Linked DNA regions of Homo sapiens: region 2 is linked to region 1. A link is an interaction called in ENCODE POLR2A ChIA-PET data of the cell type or tissue named here. Cell type or tissue: B cell. All regions are shown on one strand. Links, peaks and the distances in the headings refer to the core of each region. The heading gives the core; the rest is flanking DNA. Region 1 has its middle 41 kb from the start of ATOSA. Region 2 overlaps MYO5C (myosin VC).

The links. Peaks named below come from ENCODE experiments on the same cell type or tissue, not always from the same donor. Only the 100,000 strongest peaks of a DNase experiment are listed, where the experiment ranks them.
Region 2: POLR2A ChIA-PET joins it to region 1 with 11 read pairs; 4 of 35 experiments call an interaction of 5 or more read pairs at or near these places.

The regions. Positions count from the first base shown.
Region 1 is chr15:52,715,913-52,724,549 of GRCh38, reverse strand. No RefSeq gene overlaps it. Among named protein-coding and RNA genes, the nearest start is that of ATOSA, 41 kb to the right of the region's middle. In B cell, for the core only: no CTCF peak of the experiment used is centred there; no DNase peak of the experiment used is centred there.
Region 2 is chr15:52,229,859-52,238,495 of GRCh38, reverse strand. It overlaps MYO5C (myosin VC), which reads left to right. Exons shown (of 41, transcript NM_018728.4): 22 at 850-1,014; 23 at 2,733-2,826; 24 at 5,811-5,874. It overlaps LOC105370820 (a long non-coding RNA gene), which reads right to left. Exons shown (of 4, transcript XR_007064638.1): 4 at 1,170-2,618. Among named protein-coding and RNA genes, the nearest start is that of GNB5, 43 kb to the right of the region's middle. In B cell, for the core only: no CTCF peak of the experiment used is centred there; DNase peaks (open chromatin) are centred at 3,225, 3,705, 4,895, 5,965 and 2 weaker places; H3K4me3 peaks cover 4,582 bases; H3K27ac peaks cover 8,000 bases.

The DNA of each region.
Region 1 (8,637 bases), core at 209-8,208:
TACCTCTCACCAGGTCCCTCCCACAACATGTGGGAATTATGGGAGCTACAATTCAAGGTGAGATTTGGGTGGGGACACGACCAAACCATATCAAAAATAAAATAAAATTTGATCATCTGGATTGGTAGAAGGAGAAAGGAATGTCAACTGAGTTCACCTGATGAAGGAGAAGCTGAGAGGGGAGCTTGTAGTAGCATCAGCTTCCAGAAATGGAGAGCTTGAATGGAGCGGAGAAGTTGGGATGGAAAATGGCCAGAGAGGCAAGGTAAGAGGAGGCTAGCTAGAGAAAAACTTTGAAAACCTAACATTTTATCCCATAGGCCTTGGCCCCACCTTTTTTCTGTCACATACTTCATCATTTAAAATGCTTTGAACTTGTACCACTTTATAAAATATTCACACTATTTTACTAATATATGCATTGTAAAACATATGCTCACAAAGAATTTTTTAAAATGAGAGATTAGAAAGTATAAGCATTTCAAATAATATTTAATATAATTATTCCTTAAAATAATAATTTAGGGGTGAATAAATAAGATGGGCTAAGATTGATTATTTTGAAAATCTTGACTTACAGAAGACTGTTATATGCTGACACTGGGTTTTAGGGCTGTCACGGCTGATAAAAGACACTTTACCAAAGTAAAGCCGACCCAAAAGAAGAAGCATGCTTATAAATTAAAATTACTTTTTCAATCCCACATACCATTACGCAAGCATTTTTGTTGAAATTCAGCTAGGAAATGTTCATATTCTTTTATTTCAATCAGTGATAATAGCACATCCATCAAAAAGAGCCGATTTACTTTTTTGTAACAAGTGAGTCCAAAGCTCATTGAAATTCTTCATCAGAATGATTTTTAAACAATTTAGAAAATTATGTTTCTGATGTTTTTAAAGCAGCCCCTGCTAGGAGGCCACCGCAGGCACCTGGGTGGGAGGATTAAGGACCACAGGTAGTGTGGAAAGGAGGGAGAAGGGGTCTGAGGACAAATTTGGCAAGGATTTGGTAATGGCATATAGGAGGAGGAGGAACAAAAAGAAGGCAAAGGCTAGGACTGTAATTACCTAGGTTAGGTTCTTTCAGGTTGCAAGATGCAAAAAAAAAAAAAAAAAAAAAAAAGAAGTCAAACTACTTCCGTAATGGGAGATTAATATAAGAATGTATGGAAACCTAAAGAGGACAAGAAACCATCTCCAGAACTGCACCGCTGGCTTCACAGAAAGTGTCACTCATGAAATTTCAAGATGTCACATAGCTCTGGTCACCCAGTGTCAACCCAGGGCTCACCGCATTCTCCATCAGCAACTGAATTTGTGACTCCATTCCTCACAGCCTGCTTTTGGCTCATGTTTTCCTCCTACCCACAGCTGACTGACTCCCGCCCTCTCCCTGTCTACCTCATGCCCCCTCTTGTTCATGGCTTCTACTGCCTCATGACATCTCTCCAGTGCTTTCTCTGGGTCTCTCTCCAATTCAACACCAGTTCACTCATTCAGCATCTGCTCTATGGCCTCATGTGAAAAGTCTCCAAGAGACAGAGTATGACGGGTCCCATTACCACCATGTTGGTCGAAGGGCTTAGGTGAGGCTGGTCACAGGTCACTGCCCAATCTTCAGATGGCTGCCTTTGGAGCAGGTGTCCATGCCTGGCCTGGTGGGTCGTGCCTCCATGGCACAAGTTATGGCAACCTGCCTATAGGGAATGGGCTGCGGGCCTGCAAACAATTTCCGGCTCCACCTAAGTGAGCTAGATAATGATCAGGACACTTGCACAGTGCCCATTATAGTCTGGATATGTGAAGATGGGGTATTCTGGATATGGCTTGTTATACAACAATGGTCAGTTACATGCATGTATGCATTTCATGTAATACCTGAAGGTTGACTTCAGGTATTGACATAGGAGATAATAACAAAAGAGTTATTATTACTACCACCAGTACTAGACATATGAGATGCTATGTGGTTAAGATCTCAGACTTTGGAATTAGACTCCCTGGGGTCATATCCCCAACACTGTCGCTTACTGGGTGTGTGACCTTGGGAAAATTACTTAACTGATCTGTGCCACAGTTTCCTCATCTATAAAATGATTATCATAAGACCTATCTCATCAGGTTATTATGAGAGTTAAGTCAGTTAGCATATTTAAATCACTTAGGATAGTGCCTGGCATAGAATCAGCACTACATGAGTACTTGCTTGTTTTACTTTAATTCATGAGTTAAACAACTAGATACCAGCCCATGCATTATATCTGCCATTGTGGTCACTCTGATTTATGGTTTATCACTCAGTGTTATCTTGCACTGTTTTAAAATTCTTTCTTGCTGCTAGTGTTGGCTCTGTAATAAGATTTTATACTTTTATATGGTTTATACTTTAATATGTATAAAATTAGTATTTTCTTACTCAGAATTTTTAAACTACTTCCTTTGTTTTCATCTCACAGCCAATTCTAGGACTTCCCAGTGTGATAAGCCCAAAGATAAGAATTCTGGAAAAGGAAATAATTCTTATCATAATAAATATTCTGTTTACTTCCCTTGCTCTTACATTTGTCTCAGGATGTTTGTTACATTGTCAGAGTTTGATTGATTTCCCTCTGGAAAAGGTCAACTTCTCTGGAACATTTGATGTCATTATTTAGAAAAGAAGTAGGTGTTACATGTTTATTAAAAGTGATCCACAAGAGTGATTCAGAAACTGAGAGGCATACATTGATATTTTTTGCCTCGATAATCTTGCTGGCTTGCCTACACATACTTGAGTTTGAACGCTGGTTCCAATTAATCTTTTACACAGTAATCAATAGTTGATAGGGTTTTCTGTAAGTATTGAAACTATAATGTTAATTAATGTATAAGCAAACCGTCATGATGTCTTCATATTTTGAGACCGCATACCCTAATTGTGGGACATAAAATCTACACAGCAACAAGCCAGTAGATACAGCAAGCAGTGGCTCCGTCACTCCTGGGACACGCGGTCAGCCCATCCCTGAGCTGAACCCCGGATTGTCCTTACCCTGTTACCTCAATTATCTTCAGTAGCTTTACCCTCAAGGAGTTGGGTTTGGAGCCTGAGCAGAGCTCCACTCCTCTCCTTCAGGGGTCAACCATGGAGCCAGGGGAGTGATCCATAGACCATCCTTCCTTCCCAAAGCCCCAGGAGAGAGAGGACCATCTCATGCCTCCCCAGTTTCCCTTTCAGATGGCCAAAGGCACCAGCAGGATGGCCAACCTTCCAGCACATTCTCTCTATGAGCGTTATTGTCATGCCGTAGAATCAAGTGTTTTCCCTCTTCCCCACTGAACCAGGTACAGGCTAAAATGCCACGACTGATAAGAGAGAGGGAGGCAGGGAATTTCACATCAGATGGCTCAAAAGGTCAGGGCACATACTTCCAAATTAAAATTAGTATTGTAGGGGCTATGGAGGTGACACTTTAAGATATTTTATTCCTCCCCATCTGTATACCCATGATGAAGTTCTTTTAGATTAGGAATGGTAGCATTGTCGACTATATCAGTAGTACATCGTTGTCTACTGACGATGTACTACTGATGTAGTCGACAATGCTACCATTCCTAATCTAAAAGAACTTCATCGCAGAGAGCTACTCCTCAGTCTACACATGTCCCATCATCTCCAGATGCCCCACGATCTCCAACACTTGAAATAGGGTCAAATGGAATTATGCTGCCTTGGTGCCTCCCAGCAAACTCAAATATTCATGCTCATACAATGTGCAGGAACATAAACCTGTGACCATCAACATCATCATTAAAGCATTTTAAAAGCCCCCGTTGTGGACTCAGTGTAATCCTGAGTGCTAGAGAAATACCAAAAAACACAAGAGATTTTTCCTGCCCTGAAGAAAAGTATAAATCTTATTAGAAAGCCAAGACTAGCAATATGAAATAATTTGAAATCAGTGTAAAATAACATTTAATCAGAAACTGTACCTTAAATCAGACCCAAATGGCAGATGCAATGCATCCTGGAGCATATGGCCCTGGAAAAAGTAGAAAAGTATTTACTCTTTATGGACCTGTTTCCTTGCTGATTTTTTCTTTTTTTTCTTTTTTTTTTTTTTTTTAGACAGAGTCTCACTCTGTTGCCCAAGCTAGAATGTAGTGGCATAATCATAGCTTACTGTAATCTTGAACTCCTAGGCTTAAGCAATCCTCCTGCCTCAGCCTCCTAAAGTACTGGGATTACAGGCATGAGTCACTGTGCCCGGCCTCCTTGTTGAATTTTTTATTTTGTTTTTAGGCAGAAATAATATTAATCTCTTACCATCCTTTGCATCATCCTGTGACGCATAAGTGTAATGAAGTATGTGGCAGCACTTTGAAAAATTCTTAGTACCTATTCAAATGTAAGGCATTATCATTACTGCTGTGATCATTGCCATTATGATTATTAATACAATACCTGGAGTTCAGAGAAGGGAAGGATCCTGGTACTCAGGGAAGCCTGCCCAGAAAAGGAAGTACCTGAGTACTTGGGCCAGCTTCAAAGGAGGTGCAGAATTCAGAAGGGGCGTGAAGAGCCCTGTCTTGGAAGCTGGAGGGGAGGACAGCAGGAGCAGAGGCAAGGAGAGATGTGTGAAAGGTATGAGGTATCAACTGGGTACCAGCTTGGCTGAGCAGAAGGATTGCCTAGGGGAGGAACTGAATGCATATTTGGATGGATCAAAGGACTAGCCAGAGCACATCATCTAGGCGGTGAATGGCATGAGTTCTACGGCCAGAAAGGAAGGGGTTGGCATTTCCTTCGTTCAAGGCTAGGGATTTGCTTAGAAAAAGGGAAGTCTACTCACCAGTTCAAACATCCAGACTATTGAAATGTCTACTCACCAGTTCAAACGTCCAGACTATTAAAATACTTCTTTCTACTCCTTCTTCCGAGCACTGTCCCATTCTTCCAGGTGAGTGTATTCTTTTACTCAAGCTTTGGTTGTGTCCAGCCCAGAGCTTGGCAGATAGTACCCCATTGTTAGTACTAGTTGGATTGAACCATACTACAGGCATTATCTTCCATAAGCACTAGTGCTCCCCAATTCCTTTAAGTGACCAATGACCTCATTCTATGCCAATCAATGCTCATTTCTGTGTCTTCAACCTCCTTGACCTCTGCTGAATCTGTGCCTGGTCCTTACTCATTCTACGTTTCATAGAAGGCTGTATTGTCTCCATGGTGCTGGGAACAACTCTATCTATCTCTGATTCCCAGACAAATAGCTTCAGAATTCTGCCTAAAATGTAAACCAATGAGGTATTTATTCCTGTAGACTCACTGTTCTTTTAAAATACAAATGCATCTGGCAGGGCGCAGTGGCTCACGCCTATAATCCCAGCACTCTGGGAGGCCGAGGCAGGCGGATCACGAGGTCAGGAGATCCAGACCATCTTGGCTAACACGGTGAAACCGTGTCTCTTCTAAAAATACAAAAAATTAGCCAGGCATGGTGGCGGGTGGCTGTAGTCCCAGCTACTTGGGAGGCCGAGGCAGGAGAATGGCATGAACCCAGGCACAGAGCTTGCAGTGAGCCAAGATTGTGCCATTGCACCCCAGCCTGGGTGACAGAGCAAGACTCCATCTCACAAAAAAAAAAAAAAAAAACAAACAAAACAAAACAGAAATGCATCTGAGGTAGCTAAAGAGATCTAAGACTCACAATTCATTGTTAATTATTTCAATTAATTTATTTTTCTTCTACCATCTACCTATGAGCCACACTTGAAGGAATGAAGGAATGCCTGTTTTGACGAGTTTAGGTGGAAGCAAAGGTCATCTTGAAGATAAGGGAGGGTTTTGCTTAAATGAAGAGCAGAATGAGGACACCATTAAAACTCAACCTTGCCCTCAAACACATAGCCAGATACGCCCACTCCTCACCAAGGCTTTTCTCCTCCTGACTGACAGCCTCAGGAGGGAGACACCTTTTATTCTCAAGGACAGTTTCAAATAAAAATAAATATAAGTTACTTTCCTTTCTCCACATATGTCCTGTGCGGTTCTCAGGAGGGAATCCCTGGCTCCTTTCCGGGATTGATTTCAAGATTTCCAGTCGCAAGTGCTCAAACCACATTTTACATCTGCCTCCCCCAGCTCATCCACCAGTGAGCTGCAGGGAGTGGATATCAGCCAGAGCTACCCTGACTACAACTTGAGCTCATTTTGAAATCTAACTTCCAGAACCCACCTATTCTGGAATGTTCTGAGAGGATAACACTGAGCCACATGACAGCCGAGGGAATATTTCTCCCTTTCTTCTTGTGTTACATCATTAGGCCCTAAAATAGTGCCTTTTGTCCACACTTTGTCCTCTCAGAGAAGCAAGAAGGCAGCTTCCAGTTCTGCCCTGTAGGGAGTTGGGGGAGTGACCGATACAGTCAGTCAGATGCGAGTAAAGGTCAAGCTGCCTGCTCTCTCTCCCTAGCTGAGACCTGCCCGCATGCAGTCCTCTCTAATTTTGTTCCCTTGCATCCAGCAGAGCAGGATGAGGGCTCAGGGCCTACCTTCTGGAGGCTGATGTCCCGCGGCTCTCTTCTCTGTGTTTAACAGGGAATGAGAGCAGAGACTCCCTTCCCAGCATAGGCAGGTCAAGTGTGCTCTGAAGAGAACTCTCTCTATGCATAGGTAGAAATGATGGACCAAACTCGGTTGGTAGTAGCCCCTATCCAGGCCACGGTGGTAGCTGTGTTCCCTGGTCCAGCTTTACCATGAGTAAAGACGCATTTTGATTTCCATTACATTTGTATGCCTATTTTTCAACTGATTCAGAACCAGAAAAGAGGAAGCATATGATTGCCTGGTGTTCCTAAGATGTCAACAAAGATTGAGGGGAATGACTTAGCAAGGAATTCTACTCCCTTGCTTCTCCATGTCCTCTGAAGAAAGAGGAAGAATCTACTCTAATACGTTTTCTTTCTTTTTTTTTTTTTTTGAGACGGAGTCTCACTATACTCCCAGGCTGGAGTCCAGTCACACGACCCCAGCTCACTGCAACCTCCACCTCCTGCCTCAGCCTCCCAAGTACCTGGGATTACAGGCACCCGCCGCCACGCCTGTCTAATTTCTGTTTTTAGTAGAGATGGGGTTTTACCATGTTGGCCAGGCTGGTCTTGAACTCCTAACCTCAAGTGATCCACCCGCCTTGGCCTCCCAAAGTCCTGGAATTACAGGCGTGAGCCACTGTGCCTGGCCATACATTTCCTTAGTAGCCATATTGGGCCCACCTCTACCCCTAGCTTTTACCACCCCTGTTTGAGACCTTGGGTTTACCAAATGCATTCTGTGAACTGCAAAGCACATAAAGTTGGAGATGAAGATCTTGTCACCCATGGTTATGTCCTGCTTCAGTCCTTTTCAATGTCTCTTGGACTCTGATTTGGGATACATTGTGGATACCTGAGACATCTGGAATGCTCTAAGGGCCTTTAACCCAAGATGCACTTAATTCTGTGTGGTTTACCTGGCGTAGTTATCAATATTAAGAGAAAGAGTGAAACATTTTAAAAATCTCTACTAAGGAAAAACCATCTTGGGAATTCTGCAATTTATTATTTATTAATGGAAACTTTCATAAGACTAAATAAATGTTTTTATCTTTCAAGTAAGCATTTAATGGATTACTTTAAAAGAAAGACATGTTTTTATTTCTCATAAGTGAGTTTAGAACAATAACTCTAGATTTCAATTACATTCTCAGAGTTATCTGGCACAAACTGATGTCTCACAAAAGCAATGAAACAAACAAACAACAAAACCATGTTTTTCTGACTGGATTGTTGGCTAGCTGTCACGGCTATGTTCCAACCACAATAATTATAGTCCATCTACATATTTCTTTCCTATGATCCAGCTGGATTAGCCTGTAATAAAAAAAAAGCCATATCTTATACTTTTGAGGGCTCAGGCTTAGTAAAATCTCACCCCGTTATACTCTAAAAGTGGACTTTAAAAATTAGTGATTGACCAGGCACAGTGGCTCACGCCTATAATCCCTGCACTTTGGTAGGCTGAGGCAGGTGGATCCCTTGGGGTCAGGAGTTTGAGACCAGCCTGGCCAACATGGGGAAACCCCAACTCTACTAAAAATACAAAAGTTAGGTGGACATGGTGGTGTGCCCCTGTAATCCCAGCTGCTCAGGAGGCTGAGGCATGAGACTCGCTTAAACCTGGGAGGTGGAGGTTACGGTGAGCTGAGATCATGCCACTGCACTCCAGCCTGGGCGACAGAGTGAGACTGTTTCAAAAAATAATATAAAATGAAAAATAAAAATTAGTGATGAAGCAGTTTCAATAGCCCTATTTTGCAGCTGACTGAATTCTTAGCCATAAAGGCTACAGAATCAAGTTCATTTGTATGGCTTAAGGTGACAACATATTTAAATAGAAATCACACATTTTCCTAAAGTATGTTGCTGTATGATATTGCTGTAAATAAACATTTCCTTCTCTTTTATTTTTATTTATTTATTTTAGAAATGGAGTCTCATTATGTTGCTCAGGCTGGTCTCGAACTCCTGGCCTCAAAATATCCTCTGGCCTCAGCCTCCTAAAAAGCTGGGATTACAGGTGTGAGCCATGACACCTGGCCTGAATAAGCATTTCTA
Region 2 (8,637 bases), core at 415-8,414, 490 kb after region 1:
TAAGCTATATCATAGGGGTCCTGAATGAAAGGGTGAGTGGGTGAAGAAATAGACTTGGTGTCTGGTGGGGTTTCCCTCATTGTGCTGTTGTGTAACAAGCCTGCATGCTACACAGCTTGTGCAGAATAGCACTTAAAAATAGCCGCAGCCGGCCAGGAGCAATGCCTGGTGGGAGTCCCAACGCTGCCTGAGCTCTGTCCTAGGTGTGTTAGTTTGCTAGGACTGTCATAGCAAAGTATCACTGACTGGGTGGCTTAAACAACAGAAATTTAGTGTCTTACAGTTTTGGAGGCTGGAGGTCCCATATCAAGGTTTTGGCAGGGTTGGTTTCTTCTGAGGCCTCTCTCCTTAGCTTGTAGATGGCTGCCACCTCCCTCTGTCTTCACATGATCTTCCCTCCATGCCTGTGTCTGTGTCTTAATCCCCTTTTCTTCTAAGGACGCCAATCTTATTGGACTAGGGCTCACCCTGAGGGCTGGTTTTACCTTAATTCCCTCTCTAAAGACCCTGTCTTCAAAACAGCGATATTCCTAAATTCAGGGGTTAGGACTTCAACAAATGAATTTTGGCGGGGGGCACAGTTCATAACACTAGGGTTGTCCTGGTTTGCCAGAATTGGAAACTTCCCACATTAAAATAGCCACCAGTTTGGGAAGATGTGTACCCAGCAAGATCTGCCATACTGTTTCACCACAAAGAAGATGCTAACAAATGTCAGTGCAGTGATAAGTGTGATCAGCATAAAGCAACCTCTCAAATTTGGATGCTGTGTCAAAGGCTATGAGAATTAAATGGAACAGCATCTTTGTTTGGATTAACCTCTAAACATCTGAATTTTCTTTTCTCTAGAACAAAGAAAACCATGGGCTGGTGGAGAAGCTGACTAGCCTGGCTGCTCTTCGAGCTGGGGATGTGGAAAAGATTCAGAAGCTGGAAGCAGAACTAGAAAAAGCAGCCACTCACAGGCGAAATTACGAGGAGAAGGGGAAGAGATACAGGGATGCTGTGGAAGAGGTCAGCTGCGGGCGTGTGAGACGGGATGGAAATATGCGGACTCTCTGTGAAAAAGATGAGCGCTGCCAGCTTTTCCTATGAAGTGGATTTCTGCAGAGCAAATCAGATTTTGCTATCAACTTCCATTACCAAAGGGAGCCTACCTTTTAGGAAAGGCGAGATCAGAGGATTAGAGTCTAGGGGAAGGGAGGAGGTTAATAATGAGAGAAATGCAACATAGGTTTTCTCTTTCTTTCAAGTTTTGCAAAATGATGACAGGCCCAAAGAGCCCTGGCTGGCTGCCTCCCTTTCTTCCAGGATGACCTTGGTCTCCTATCACTTGTCCTTAAGGTCTATGCCCTGGAAATGTCTTCCCCTGAACAGCGATGCAAAGCTAGGGTAGGGTTTTCATCTCTGGTGTAGTGAAAAGAGCAGTCAGCATAAAAACCAGATGCCCTAGATTCAAATCTTGCCTTTGTCTGGCTGGGCAGCCTTGGCTAAAGTCCCTTACCCTCTCTGAATTTTAGTTTCCTCATATAAAAAAATGAGAATAACAAAAAAGGACTGACAGAATTGTTGTGAGAATAAAATCATCAGATGAAATACGTTAGCCAAATGCCTACCATAATGAATTTTAGTTTCCTCCTATATAAAATGAGAATAACAAAAAGAGATTGACAGAATTGTTGTGAGAATAAAATGGTCAGATGAAATAATGTAGCCAAATGCCTATGGTGAGTCCCTGCAAAAGTGTGAGCTAGTGTGTTCTAAGAAGGTGATCTTTATTATCATCCACTCTGCTGCATTTTGTTTTTTTTTTGTTTTTTTAGACGGAGTCTTGCTCTGTCATCCGGGCTGGAGTGCGGTGGCGCAATCTCGGCTCACTGCAACCTCCACCTCCCGGGTTCAAGCAATTCTCCTTCCTCAGCCTCCCGAGTAGCTGGGATTACAGGCATGCGCCATGACGCCCGGCTAATTTTTTGTATTTTTGGTAGAGGTGGGGTTTCACCATGTTGGCCAAGCTGGTCTCGAACTCCTGACCTCCAGTGATCCACCCCCGCTTGGCCTCCCAAAATGCAGGGATTACAGGTGTGAGCCACCGTGCCCAGCCTCTGCTGCATTTTCAAAGTCCTAGCACCCAGGGTTGGTGGCTTGGAGGCCCAGAAGACATCCCTTTGCCCTCCCCATGACCCGGTGCTGGGTGCACCAACACTGCTGCCGTGGGCATCGCCAGCTGCCAGTCACCATCAGTCAGCACCACGGGGCCTGCTGCCAGCCCAGCAGACACTTTACCAGGAGAAGTTGAAATGATAGGAATCCTGCTGTGCTCACACATCCTTCCTGAGTCATAACAGTTGCAAAGTGTGAATCCCCTTTACGCCATCAACTGTGTAATCATAGCATATTCGACATATAAAGTCCCCTGGCTATTGAGAAGCTCGACAAAAGGAAGAAGTATGTCCTTGACATTGAGGAGCCCTTGAATGTGTCCTTTCTCCTTGTTTCAGTCATTGCTGGCCAGGTCGGGAATAGTGTCACCTTTGAAGTCACGTTGAGCTCTTGCATGTGAAACAAATGGCAGCGTCTTACAGTGGCTGGTGCTCGCTGTTATCTATAGACAGGAGCTGAGAAAAAATAAACTAATTTAAGAATATACATCTTTTTGTGAAGAAAGGCAATGGTGACAACTTGAAGTGAGGTTTTCAAAAAAGTTTGTTTTTCCCCCTTCCCTCTGCTAGAAATTGGCAAAGCTTCAGAAGCATAATTCAGAACTGGAAACACAGAAAGAACAAATACAGCTGAAGCTTCAAGAGAAGACTGAAGAGTTAAAAGGTAAAGCTTGGGGGGCACAAATCCAGACATTCACTGATTTAGTCACTCAGTAAACAATACTGGGGTTGACCAGTTTTAGAACCAGGGGTCTCTGGTGTACACTTAGTTTAGTGAGGCAATTTTTGCTCACAAGGAATAGCCATATTTAAGTCGTGGTAACTTTGCCCTACAGATTCGTCTGTTTTATTTCTGTCTTTTGTCAGACAGCACAGCATTTCCTCTCTGTGCCTCAGAACCTCCTGGGCCCTTTGCAAAGTACAGATGGTCGGACCATGAGCCCGGAGCTTTTGCATCAGGAAATGGGTGTGTGTGTGTCTGTGTGTGCGCATTCGTGTGTGGTGGTGTCAGAGGTGGTTCAGACATCCGTAATTTTAGAAAACCTTTACGGTAATCCTGATGTACAGTCAGAGTAATGCTGCAGTCATGTTTGGTGCTCACCAAAGATTTGCAGAAAAAATTCTGATCTGTCGGAGTTACTTAGCCTAAGTGACACCCATGTCCTCTGCTACTGTCCTGCCCTGAATGAAGAAGGGCAGACCCTGGAACCAGTAGGTATCACTTCCTTTAGGGCTGTGGAACAGCTACGCTTAGCCTAGCTCTACACATTTGAGCTTTTCAGCTCAAGTTCAACTTGACAATACTTGTTGTACCCCAGAAAAGGCAACAGGCAACAGAGCCTGGTGATCCCTGACCAGATAGTTTAAATCACCACTCTCAGTGATCTTGCCTAGGGATCTCTTCCTTGAGCTCCAACGTGGGGGCAGCAGGAACACGAGGGTTCAGGCCTGGGGATTCTACACGCACCTCTAGCCCAGCAAATGGTGGATATGATGGGGCCCAGAGGAGTGCAGAGCCCTGGGAGTTCAGGGCGGAGAGTGGGAGGAGCGAATGTTGGTGAAGAGGGAGTAAACAGCCTGACACCAGGGCACTGGGGCAGGAAAGGCTGTGCAGGTGCTGACGAGGAGCAGGCCATGCCCTCCTGTTCTAGGTGCTGCGTGCCCTCCACCCTGTCTCTGTAGGGCTGATGGTGTGGGCACAGAAGCCATGTGAATGTCAGAGATGAACAGGAGCATGTCAGAGGTCCGGGAGTAAACCTTGAACCTGAGTTAGGAAAGGGTTTCCTCATCTCCACCCTTTTTATTACAGCACACTCCTCTTGGGTGGTTGTTTTGGCTTTTTTCCCCCCTAACTTCAAATAGAATTTCCCACAAGGGCATTTAAATTCTCAGGAATATAACCTGAAAATTATGTTTCTGAGACCATGTCATGTTTGGGTGAATAATTTTACATCCTCTTCCAAAAAGTCCATGAAAACTTTCAATGTAATATTTATAAACTGATTATCCTGTGCGCCTCCCCCGACATGGCAAACAGTGTTTTGTGAATAGCACCAACCTTTACCTATGCTTGTGACCTAAGACCCAGGGATGCTATCAAATGCTGTTTCTCCTTTTTGAGATTCTAACTTAACATGGACATAATCCCATTCCTCTTGAGAAGTAAATCACATTCGAGCAGCTTCTTTAGCGCATCTGCAAATGGCCTAAGATGGTAAGCACCAGAATTAAAGCCAATGCTTTTGGTTAATTGAAAATTGAGGTTATATAAAACGTGTTGGCTTCTAAATTAAAGCTTGAGCATTTCCCCCAGTATTTCCTGGCTGCCTTACAACGTTCTGAAGCAGTCATTTTGATTCAGAAACATTTGGCACTATGTTAGACAAACTATTAAACTGTTGGCTAAAAAAAAAAAGTAATTTGGAGAATTGCTATCGACGGTGCACCCCGAGGACTCCTTCTGGGGTGGGGCTCAGAGGTGAGGTAGAGCTCAAGGATGAGATATCAGCTTAGTGCAAATAGGGACATCACCATTTGAGGGGCTGCACTGCCATTCTCCCATTTTGATGGCCCCTGTGGCATATGGGTGTGTTGGGAATGTGGGGTTGTCATAGCCATGGAACGTCCTGCCCTTCGGCCTGCAGACTTTGTGTTTGCGACTCTTGTATTTCAGTGTTAACAGCTGCCTTTTTTGTACTTCCTCTTTCCCAGATAGAGACAGACACTTGATTATTTTCTTGGTTATCACAGATGAGTGGTTCTCAGCTTTGCTGCCACCTCACCCCCCAGACATTTGCCAATGTCTGGAAACAATTTGGGTTGTCACAACTGGAGCAGAGGTGCTACTGGCTTCTAGAGGGTAGAAGCCAGGGTTGCTGCTCAGAATCCTGCAATGCGTGGGACAGCCCCTCTCCACAGCAAAGAATTATCCAGCCCAAAGTAGCAATAGTGCCAAGACCGAGAAACCTTGTCACAAATGGATCATTTTCTTCCCAAAGGGTTTCTATTTATTTATTTATTTTTTTTTTTTTTTAATTTTTTTTTTTTTTTTTTTGAGACGGAGTCTCGCTCTGTCGCCCAGGCTGGAGTGCAGTGGCGGGATCTCGGCTCACTGCAAGCTCCACCTCCCGGGTTCACGCCATTCTCCTGCCTCAGCCTCCCAAGTAGCTGGGACTACAGGCGCCCGCCACTACGCCCGGCTAATTTTTTGTATTTTTAGTAGAGACGGGGTTTCACCGTTTTAGCCGGGATGGTCTTGATCTCCTGACCTCGTGATCCGCCCGCCTCGGCCTCCCAAAGTGCTGGGATTACAGGCGTGAGCCACCGCGCCCGGCCTCTATTTATTTTTAATAATATTCATTGTCTCAAAGCCAATATCTACTTTAATAAATAACAGACCAACAAAAGTACTATAAATGAAACTATTTATTGATAATTCCAATCTGACAAATTTGTGAGAATTATTATTTTGAAACCCCCTCATCTTTATTTCTTGTTTATAAAAAATGAGCTATACTCTCATTGTAAGTCCTGTTAATAATAAACATCACATGATTGTCCTGACATTCTCACTTTCTTAAACATAACATGAAACAATCAAGGCATTGATTTGGCAGACATATCTCAAAAAGCATTCTCTTTTTACAGAAAAAATGGACAACCTCACCAAGCAGCTCTTTGATGATGTACAAAAGGAAGAACGGCAAAGAATGTATGGAATCTAGTTTGCCTTAAAGCTACTTTCTTTCTTCTGTCTGTGCTGTTTTATATTTTCCATCTCAGTTTGCATATAGCAGACACAGATACAAGAAAGTGGGGTGTGACTGTTTTTAGGAAGTGAGATTAGAGATTTATGAGAGCTAAGTTCCACAATGTGTACTGTCAGATACTGAACACATTCTAGACTAGTCCATAAAGCTTCTGCTGGGTGGGTACAGTGGACCACCAGGAATTCTTTTCTTTTCTTTTCTTTTCCTTTCTTTCTTTCTCTTCTTTCTTTCTCTCCTTCCTTCCTTCTCTCCTTCCTTCCTTCTCTCCTTCCTTCCTTCTCTCCTTCCTTCCTTCTCTCCTTCCTTCCTTCTCTCCTTCCTTCTTTCTTTCTTCTTTCTTTCATTTTCTTTCTTTTCCTTCCTTCCTTCCTCCCTTCCTCCCTTCCTCCCTTCCTTCCCTTCCTTTCCTTCCTTTCCTTCCTCTCCTTTTCTTTCTTTTCTCTTTCTTTCTTTTCTTTTTTTTTTACTTTATTGCTAAGACAGTGCAAAATTCAGAGACTACCACCACCTTCAACTTCTACCAAATCCAAGAATTAAGATTCTTGCCTAGGAAATAAACCTCCCTCCTTTCCTTCCCCACCTATTGTCCTTGTTAGTTTGTCTTTTATCCCAAAAGATAAGGTAAGTAATGGACCTCACAGAAATTAAGGCAGGTGCCTGACCTTGTACTGTACCAGCCCACCTTTCCTATCTCAATAGCAAACCCTTTGCTAACCTCCAAGGACTCCAATCTGGGCTTCCCTTCTCTTAAGGAGTCAAAGGTTTTTAGATCTCAAAGTTGGGGTACATGGCAGGGTCCCGGAAAGAGATAGAACATGCTTGGCACATCTCTTTTGGGGGCTAGGAAGCTCAGGGCTGCCTGTGGTGGTAGGATACAAAACTTCCCCATGCAGTGAGCAGGACAGCCTGCGTCTGGGTGAGGAAGCAGGATTCTAAAGAGAGGAGGGAATATCACAGAATCGCTCCAGGAGTTAACAAATATATGAAGTGTTTCATGATCCTCCATCAGTTTTTAAATATGTCTAATTAACTCATTTACCTAGAAAAATATAATTGTCGATGAGTTTTTAATGTGAGGAGAAGAGCTCGGCTCTCGGCATCTGTCCACGTGCAGGGACCACTTGGGAGTGATCATTTCAAGCAGGGGTCTTGGAGAGCCAGGCTGAGGCCAGGTCATTTTGGGCTGTTTGCAATCCTAACTGGGTCAGGGCGAGGCAGGCCAGTGAAGGGATTAAAACTCTTCACCCTCTCTAGGCCCGTGTTCTGCCTCCTCATTAGCACTCATCTGTAGCTTGGTTTAGTCCCTGGTCAGCCAAGGGGGGAATTCCTGGCCCCTGTCAAAATTCTCAGGAGGCTCCAAGAGGCCTGCAGTCTGTGGGCACCCTCCTGACCAGCTCAGGCTGTGGGTCTAAGATTCTTTTTACATAAGACTTCTGGGCCAGGCGTACTGGCTCACACCTGTAATCCCAGCACTTTGGGAGGCCAAGGTGGGCAGATCACCTGAGGTCAGGAGTTTGAGACCAGGCTGGCCAACATGGTGAAACCCCGTATCTACTAAAAATACAAAAATTGGCTGGGCGTGGTGGCAGATGCCTGTAATCCCAGCTACTTGGGAGGCTGAGGCAGGAGAATCACTTGAAACCGGGAGGCGGAGGTTTCAATGAGCTGAGATTGCACCACCGCACTCCTGCCTGGGCGACAGAGTGAGACCCTGTCTCCAAAAAAAAAAAAAAAAAAGGAAGACTTCTGGCTGCCTTTTCCTTTTTCAAAGGCATTTTACTGGTCTCTTGGGAGCACTGCAGTTTTTTTTTAAAAAACCTGGAAACAAAGTTCGTTAATATCTGTAGAAAAAAGAGGTTATGTGCAGTGCTCACACCTGTAATCCCAGCACTTTGGGAGGCCAAGGCGGGCAGATCACCTGAGGTCAGGAGTTTGAGACCAGTCTGGCCAACATGGCAAAACCCCATCTCTACTAAAAATACAAACATTAGCTGGGTGTGGTGTTGGGCACCTTATAATCCCAGCTACTCGGGAGGCTGAGGCAGGAGAATCACTTGAACCCGGGGGGCGGAGGTTGCAGTGAGCTGAGATCATGCCACTGAAGTTCACTCCAGCCTGGGTAAAAGAGCAAAACTCCATCTCAAAAAAAAAAAAATCTATAAAAAAGAAATCAAACAAATTTATTAGGAATGTGGCTCTCTTTCTCAGAGTTTTTCCCTTTGTGCTATAAAAGCAAGTTTTAAAAGGAACTGAAATGACAGCTCAGCAGGTAGAATCATTTAGTAAACTCATAGAGCTCCTGGCACTGCTTCAAGGGCCCCTGTGGGCTGTGTTGGGCTTGTCTAGGTTATGTATCTCTTTTCAATTATTTTCTTAGTTAATCATCAAATTTTTAATTGAGCAACCTTCTAGAGCAGTTGGATTTACATGCACTTTTGGGCACGTGGATTTGCTGCCATTTATTCTAGAATTTTTGAAGGGCTAGACCCCTGGACATAGCAGATAGCTCTATTGTTTAGGATCAAACAAACCTCCAGCAGGATCCTTGGAACGAGGAAGGAGCCAGGACTTAGCAGAGCACGCCAAGGTATTCGCTGAAGGAAACTGGCCCTTCCAGGGGACTGCATGGAACCCGGGGGGTTGGGAATACAGTGCCCCAAAACCCAGTGTGTCTTTTAAGTTCAGCCTCCCTAGCCAGTGTGCCC